Linked DNA regions of Homo sapiens: region 1 is linked to region 2. A link is a contact called in ENCODE Hi-C data. All regions are on one chromosome and are shown on one strand. The core of a region is the stretch at or near the end of the contact, and the rest is flanking DNA. Distances in the headings are between cores, read along the strand shown.

Region 1 (3,421 bases), core at 558-3,057, 640 kb after region 2:
AGAAGAATATAATCCCAGATGACAGCTGAAATAAAGGGTAATACACAAGATGAATATGTAGGTAAATCTGTGAATATTGACTGATTGTATAGAATATTACTTGTATAAAATAATGTCACATGAGATTTAAACATGTGTCAAATTAAAACACACACAATGAAATGTAAATTAAGAGATACAAGGAATCCAAGTATTCCAAGGTCTTTGCATTCTCTGGGAAAGATAAAAGTATTTATTTTTATTTGAGAGAGAGAGTCTCACTCTGTCATCCAGGATGGAGTGCAATGGCTCAATCTTGGCTCACTGCAGCCTCAACTTCCTGGGCTCAAACAATCCTCCTATCTCAGCCTCTTGAATAGCTGGGACTACAGGCATGCACCACCATGTCCAGCTAATTTTTTATTTTTTGTAGAAATGGGAGTACCAATTTAATTAGTACTTTTAAGAGTAAAGGAAAAACTGTAAATGCATAACTTCTAAGATAATGATATGTGTGAGGGGGTAGAATTCAAACAGAAAAATAATCCAAAAGAATTCTCATTATCCCTAATTCTGTTTAACAATGTACTAGCGATCTTAGCCAATGCAACAAAGCAAGAAAAAGAAATAAATATTACGAAAATTGGAGGGGAAAAGTCATTGTGCACAGACCATATGACCTCCAATTTAACGTGGTAGGGGACACCTCCCTGGGGCCAGACCAATAAAGCAGTAACTGAAATATCAGTTGCTGCATGCCACCTAAGAAACAAGTTGCAGATTGAATGTTACTCAACAGAAGCACTTTTTTTTTTTTTTTTTGAGACAGGGTTTCGCTCTGTCACCCAGGCTGGAGTATAGTGGTGCGATCTCAGCTAACTGCAACCTCCACTTCCTGGGTTCAAGCGATTCTCCTGCCTCAGCTTCCAAGTAGCTGGGACTACAGGTGCCTGCCACCACACCCAGCTAATTTTTACATTACATTTTTAGTAGAGACGGGTTTTCGCCATGTTGACCAAGCTGGTCGTGAACTTCTAGCCTCAAGTGATTCCCCTGTCTTAGCCTCCCAAAGTGCTGGGATTATAGGCATAAGCCACTATACGCAGCCAGAAGTACCTTAATACATGTCTACATTTAAAAAAAAATGTTTTGGAATACAAATTTAGCATTCATGACTAGCTACTGATTTACTCAATAGGGCATGAGTGCACATGCCCACTCCACAACAGGTCATGAATTTCTGTGATGCTTTCAGAATATGAAAGTCTCACTAAAATCACCAACTCACGATTTCTAATATGAATTTCTAGTGATAATACTAAAGGAATATCAGATAATCAATACACATCATAACACCCCAGCCTCACAGAAAATTTAAATCCTGGATGTGAACTAAATTCTAAATAGAAATCACTTCATATTATGCTTCTTAATATAAGACTAAAAGGGCTATTTATGTTAATACCTTTGCATCTATTTTATTATTTCATTTCCTTTTATATGGCTCATGACCACATTTAAATAAAATCCATTTTATTTTTTCCCCACACAAGTTAGTTCCCCTCACATTATCTTTACTCAGCTACTGGCAATAACATTTTAACAACCAGTTTAGAGAGAAACTTAGATTCCACCAGAAAAAAGAATCAAAGGTTTTGATCATACTCGATACCGCAACATTTACTTACACAAGTAGCTTTCAAATTATAATTTAATGAATACGATATATGGCTCTTTAATTTGCCATGGATTTAATTTTTAAAGATAAAAAACTAGCCCTCTGCAAGTACGTGCTGAGCACTCTTGCCCTGGCTCTGGAGACTGCCATATATCCAGCTGATCTCTGACGCACTAATTGTGAAACCAAAAGCTACACACAATAAAAAGGAAGTAGCCCTGTGAAATGTCAATCCAGTGCTCAACTAGGGTTTTTTACATCAGAGTTTTATAAATTATGAAAGTGTCCAGGCCAGGCGCAGTGGCTCACACCTGTAATCCGAGGACTTTGGAAGGCTGAGGCAGGCAGACCACAAGGTCAGGAGATTGACACCATCCTGGCCAACATGGTGAAACCCCATCTCTACTAAGAATACAAAAAAATTAGCCAGGTGTGGCGGCACATGGCTGCAGTCCCCGCTACTTGACAGGCTGAGGCAGAAGAATCACTTGAACCCGTGAGGTGGACGTTGCAGTGAGCTGAGATCATGCCACTGCACTCCAGCCTGGGAGACAGGGTGAGACTCTGTCTCAAAAAAAAAAAGAAAAAAAGAAAGGTCCAAATTGACTGGAAAATATGTATTACATTAAGAAAAACTGGATAACTTTGCATAATAAACATAATGGCAAGGAGAAAGATACTCAGTTTTTTAAGACAAAATTCCCAGCTAAACATTTCCACCTGGGGCCTTGAATGGTATCTAGTCTAGAAAACAGATTCCACTAGTATTGATCCTGTATTAATATCAGTGAGGAAAAATATATTCAGTTTTATTTAAAAGGGAAGATTTGTAAAAATAACTTTCAATATTTGGAGCAGTAAAACCTAATTTTAAAAAGGAGGAGCAGCTGTAGCACTGCAATTGATTGACACTTTTTTTTTTGAGATGGAGTCTTGCTCTGTTGCCCAGTCTGGAGTGCAGTGGCGCGATCTCGGCTCACTGCAAGTTCCGCCTCCCATGTTCACGCCATTCTCCTTTCTCAGCCTCCCGAGTAGCTGGGACTACAGGCGCCTGCCACCAAGCCTGGCAAATTTTTTGTATTTTTAGTAGAGATGGGGTTTCACCCTGTTAGCCAGGATGGTCTCGATCTCCTGACCTCGTGATCTGCCTGCCTCGGCCTCCCACAGTGCTGGGATTACAGGCGTGAGCCACCGCGCCCGGCCAGATCGACACTTCGTAACTGACAAACCTGGCCAAAGACTATTTTGCTGGTCCTTCCTTCTGCTTGGAGGGAAGAAAGTAGTAGTACTATTCCTTAAGAAAGAGGTTTCTGACAATGAGTTTGGATGTGTCTGACTTCAAGGTAGCACTTGCCACCTAGCCCCCTCTTCTTGGACATTTGGACATATCCATGACAAAGGATGTGGCTAAAAACTTCATTGGGACTTCCACCTCCAATTAAGGGACTTCACCATCATAATTCATCATCACACATACATGCATCAATCTTCCTCAGAGCAAAAAAAAAAAAGGAAGTCAAAAATAGCTCCTCACAAAAATGACTTGAAATTCCTGAATTTTAAGATAGGTGCTGTAATAAAATATTTGACTCAAAACATCTTTGCACCTATTCCAGTCATCTGATAACAAAACCTGAACATAAATGTGATGGGAAAGTGCTAAAATTGTAATTTAAATTTTATTTCCAGAGTTATCATTTTAGAGAATCACAAAATAAACTGGTGGTTTACCATTACTCTTTTTAAATGATCACACTTGTTAAA
Region 2 (3,399 bases), core at 577-3,076:
CACGGCCCTCAGCCAGTCCCTTCCAGCCTCAGCTGTGCAGACATTGTGTGCTATGGGGATGAGGGCCACTTTGCACCCAGGAAGGCACCTGCACTCCCCCTGGACCTGTGCCCATTAGCGTGTTGATCCCAGCTAAAATGGCACAGCCTTGCCACAGTCACACAACATTGCATGAGCATCTTGGGGCAACAATTCTTTCCCCTGGGGCCACAGGCCCGGGCCCCAGAGGCAGCTGCCTGCCCGAAGCAAGACTTAGCCTTTCCTGGTAAGTCAAGAGAAGCCTAAGTGAGGTCTCCTTGATGATCCAGATATGGATCCCATGACACCTAAGGACACATCTAGGGAGGCTAGACTACCCACCGATGTAGGCTTCAAGGCCAGCACTGCTCTCACTCACATCCTTGAAGCAGGTGGCACCAGAATGGGGAATTGTGTGGTTCCCAAGAGCCTCTGTGGGGGAATTCCTCTCCATTCCTCTCTGCCCGACTGCCCTCCTCACCTGCTTCCACCTGCTGTTAGAAACAGGAGAGATGTGACCTGGAAGGCACCTCCAAGACCATCTGGTCCACCCTCTTTGTCTACAGATTCAGAAACTGAGTCCAGAGAGAGGAAGTCACTCACTTGGGGCATGCAGCTGCCTGAGTGAGGAAACAGTCTTCAATGGCAAGCCACTCAACACGTCTCAGAGAAGCCAGCCAGGGCTCCCTTCCCCCTTCTGGAGGCCGCGTCCGCACGTCCACAGTGCAGCAGGTGCCCAGCCAAGACTCTCGACTCAGGGAACAGGGTGGGAAAGCTTCTCAGGGGGAGCAGCCAGGAACACCGGGTGGTTGACTCAGTTCTCTGCACCAGTGGCGAAGGCTGGCTGCCAGCCTGCCTCTGGGGGCTTAATGTGGGTATAAACTTCTTGCAACTGTTGTAAGCAGGACAGGCAGGGAAGAGATGAAGGTGGCAGCGTTGTCTTCAGCTGACCAGTGTTCAGGCTGGAACTGGGAGTCGGGCCTGAATTCAGACCACAAAAAAAAGCTATTGTTAGGAGCCCCGTTCCCTATTAGGGATAGAGATCAGAGCTTGTGGAATTTACTTCTATTGAGTGATCCCCACTTCTCTCTGCCTGTCTAAATCCTCTCTTCTTTGAAAAGCAGCTCAGAGCTGCCTCTTTCTTGAAGCCTTCCTTGCCTACGAACACCCCCATGCAGTCTCCATCCTCTGAACAGCTTGCAGCATTTCCTTCAGGAGGCATCAAGGAACTGGGCACCCGTCATGAGTTCTGGGCTGCCGCTTAGATTACGCATGTGCCTGAGGTCATGGGACCAAAGGCTGGGCGTCTTCAAGAGGAGCAGGATGTTCTACCCCTTTAGTGCCCTCCGCAGCCCACGGCCCAGCAGAATACATAAAAGGTGTGCAATAACAACTTACTTGCCTGTTGACTGATTCCAGTTCCTCCCCCCAAAGGACAGCGAAGCCAACCACACACTCTTGAAATGCTTGTTTCTCCTGTCAGACATCCCTCATGTCCCCATGCCAGCACCCCCAGGCAGTTCCACGGGGAGAGGAGTGTAAGGTGGCAGAGTTGCCGACTGGGCTTCTGGAACTGGCATCAGGCTTGAGGGTCGTTTCGGTGGACTCCACACTGCCTCACGGACCAGGTGCAGCACAGCTGGCTAGGACCCGTAAGTCCTGCCTTGCATCCTCCCTCCCATCATTACAGCAACACACACACACACACACACACACACACAATGTCCTCATGTTTTTCCCTCTTTGGCTGCCCCTGAAGCCTATTTCCACTCAACTCCTCCTCTATGGATATGTTCGGACATGTGTAATTTATCCCAGGGCCCTTTCGGACTGGAGTTAATCTCACATCCTAGTCTACACGCATCACCTGCCACCCAACTCGTCCCCCAGGGACTCCCTCCAGCTCTGGGAAAGGCCAGGTGACAGCAGCTCTCACACCGGCTCTGGTGTGGAGAGGGGTCAGAGTAAGTAAAACCAGAAACAGAGAAATAGCAGCAGTAAAAGCAAATGCCACTGTGTTGCTGGACCTCACGGAAGCCCCTGCCCACATTTAGAAAGATCCTATAATTTCCAGACCGTCCTGGTCAATAATAATCCGAGAGAAACCTTAATGTTTGATTTCTTCCTCGTTGTGATTTGTGGCTTGTGGAGCTCAAGATCTTTGAGGCCAAAATGGTGTTTTTGTTCATTAGGCAAAGTTGCAGGCCCAGGCAGCAGCGGCTTTCTCCAGTCTGCCCCCGCCTGGCCCCAGCTGAGGCTCAGGAAACCTCCTTGGCAACGGCTAAGGGTCTCACAGTGACATTAACCCAGCCACATTCCACACATGTAATATTCCCGAGTAGTACTTAAGCTTGTAAATCCATTTTTTATGATGCAGAATTGTACAGCATGTGCAACGCGATGCGGATGTGTTAACATCACCGTGAGAAACTTAACTTTTGAATATCCTTGTTTTGGGAGGTACACATTTTACAACTTCAGCAACATGTTACCAAACATTTCTTACACAGTTACTTCCATACAAGGTTCAAGGTGGTTGGTTATATTTAAATATAGAATTTCCCCCTACCTGATCACACTGAACAAATTAAAAATGGCTCAATTATTTGCATCAAGTTCTGGGTTTCTTACTGACGCCCTTGCTTCCCTATTGTAGCTTTGAAATTAGACTTTTAATTGTGCTTGTGAAACAAAAACACAGGAGGCCATTTTCATTGCAGAACAGAAAGTTACAGGCAAAGTTAAATGCACCTGCATTTCTTTCTTTGTTGGCTGGGGGTAGGGTAAGGAGGGAGGAGGAAGAGAAAGATTTCTATTTCAATGTCTCACTTCAGGTCAGAGATTAGAACTTCCAAGCTCTGTGTGAACAGGGCACCTGCTCACCTTCTCTGGGCTGTGATTTCCTGCTCCAGCACCAGCGTGCTTCAGCATTGACAGAGGAGAAAAACTTATCCAAGTGATTTGGGCAAATATATCTGATTATCACAAGCCCTATTCTCTTTCTGTTGGCACTGATCGGGAAATGTAATTCACCACCCTCCAGTGCCATAGTCCATGGAGTGGAAAATTCTAAATTCAAACCTGTTCCAGGTCAAAGATTCTTATGTCAAGGCAGAAGAATAGAGCACAGTTTAGCAACTGATTAGCTTCATTTATAAAGCTAATTGATTAGCTTTATTTGTTAATTGATTAGCTTTTATTTGGGTTAAACAATTTAGTCATGTGACAGGTGGATGTCCATTTCTACTCTTATTCTACTCTTCTCTTGATGGTCGGCTGGCTGACCAGTTCCCAAAACACACTCTTTGCTTCAGTCAGGATGGCAATCCCACAGACTCACTGTCTCATTCTTCAACTACACCACCTCCCGCCTAAGCCTCG

What was found. A loop is a pair of places that touch in the nucleus more often than their neighbours do. Pooled maps may share reads with other maps.
Region 1: a pooled map shows a loop between it and region 2 (3-fold over the local background). The contact joins two enhancer-like sites. A Hi-C loop is called at or near these places in 3 of 37 single-sample maps with no recorded cell type and 1 of 50 pooled maps.

Annotation. Positions count from the first base shown.
Region 1 is chr2:60,991,229-60,994,649 of GRCh38, forward strand. The region is part of intron 4 of PUS10 (pseudouridine synthase 10); the gene reads right to left. Among named protein-coding and RNA genes, the nearest start is that of PEX13, 25 kb to the right of the region's middle. RefSeq lists an enhancer at 1,718-2,067. Within about 2 kb of position 1,808, at least 5 of the 41 ENCODE cell types and tissues checked have a DNase peak (open chromatin) inside an H3K27ac peak, as active enhancers do.
Region 2 is chr2:60,351,310-60,354,708 of GRCh38, forward strand. No RefSeq gene overlaps it. Among named protein-coding and RNA genes, the nearest start is that of MIR4432, 34 kb to the right of the region's middle. RefSeq lists enhancers at 293-372, 1,143-1,642, 2,123-2,202, 2,343-2,392. Within about 2 kb of position 1,827, at least 5 of the 41 ENCODE cell types and tissues checked have a DNase peak (open chromatin) inside an H3K27ac peak, as active enhancers do.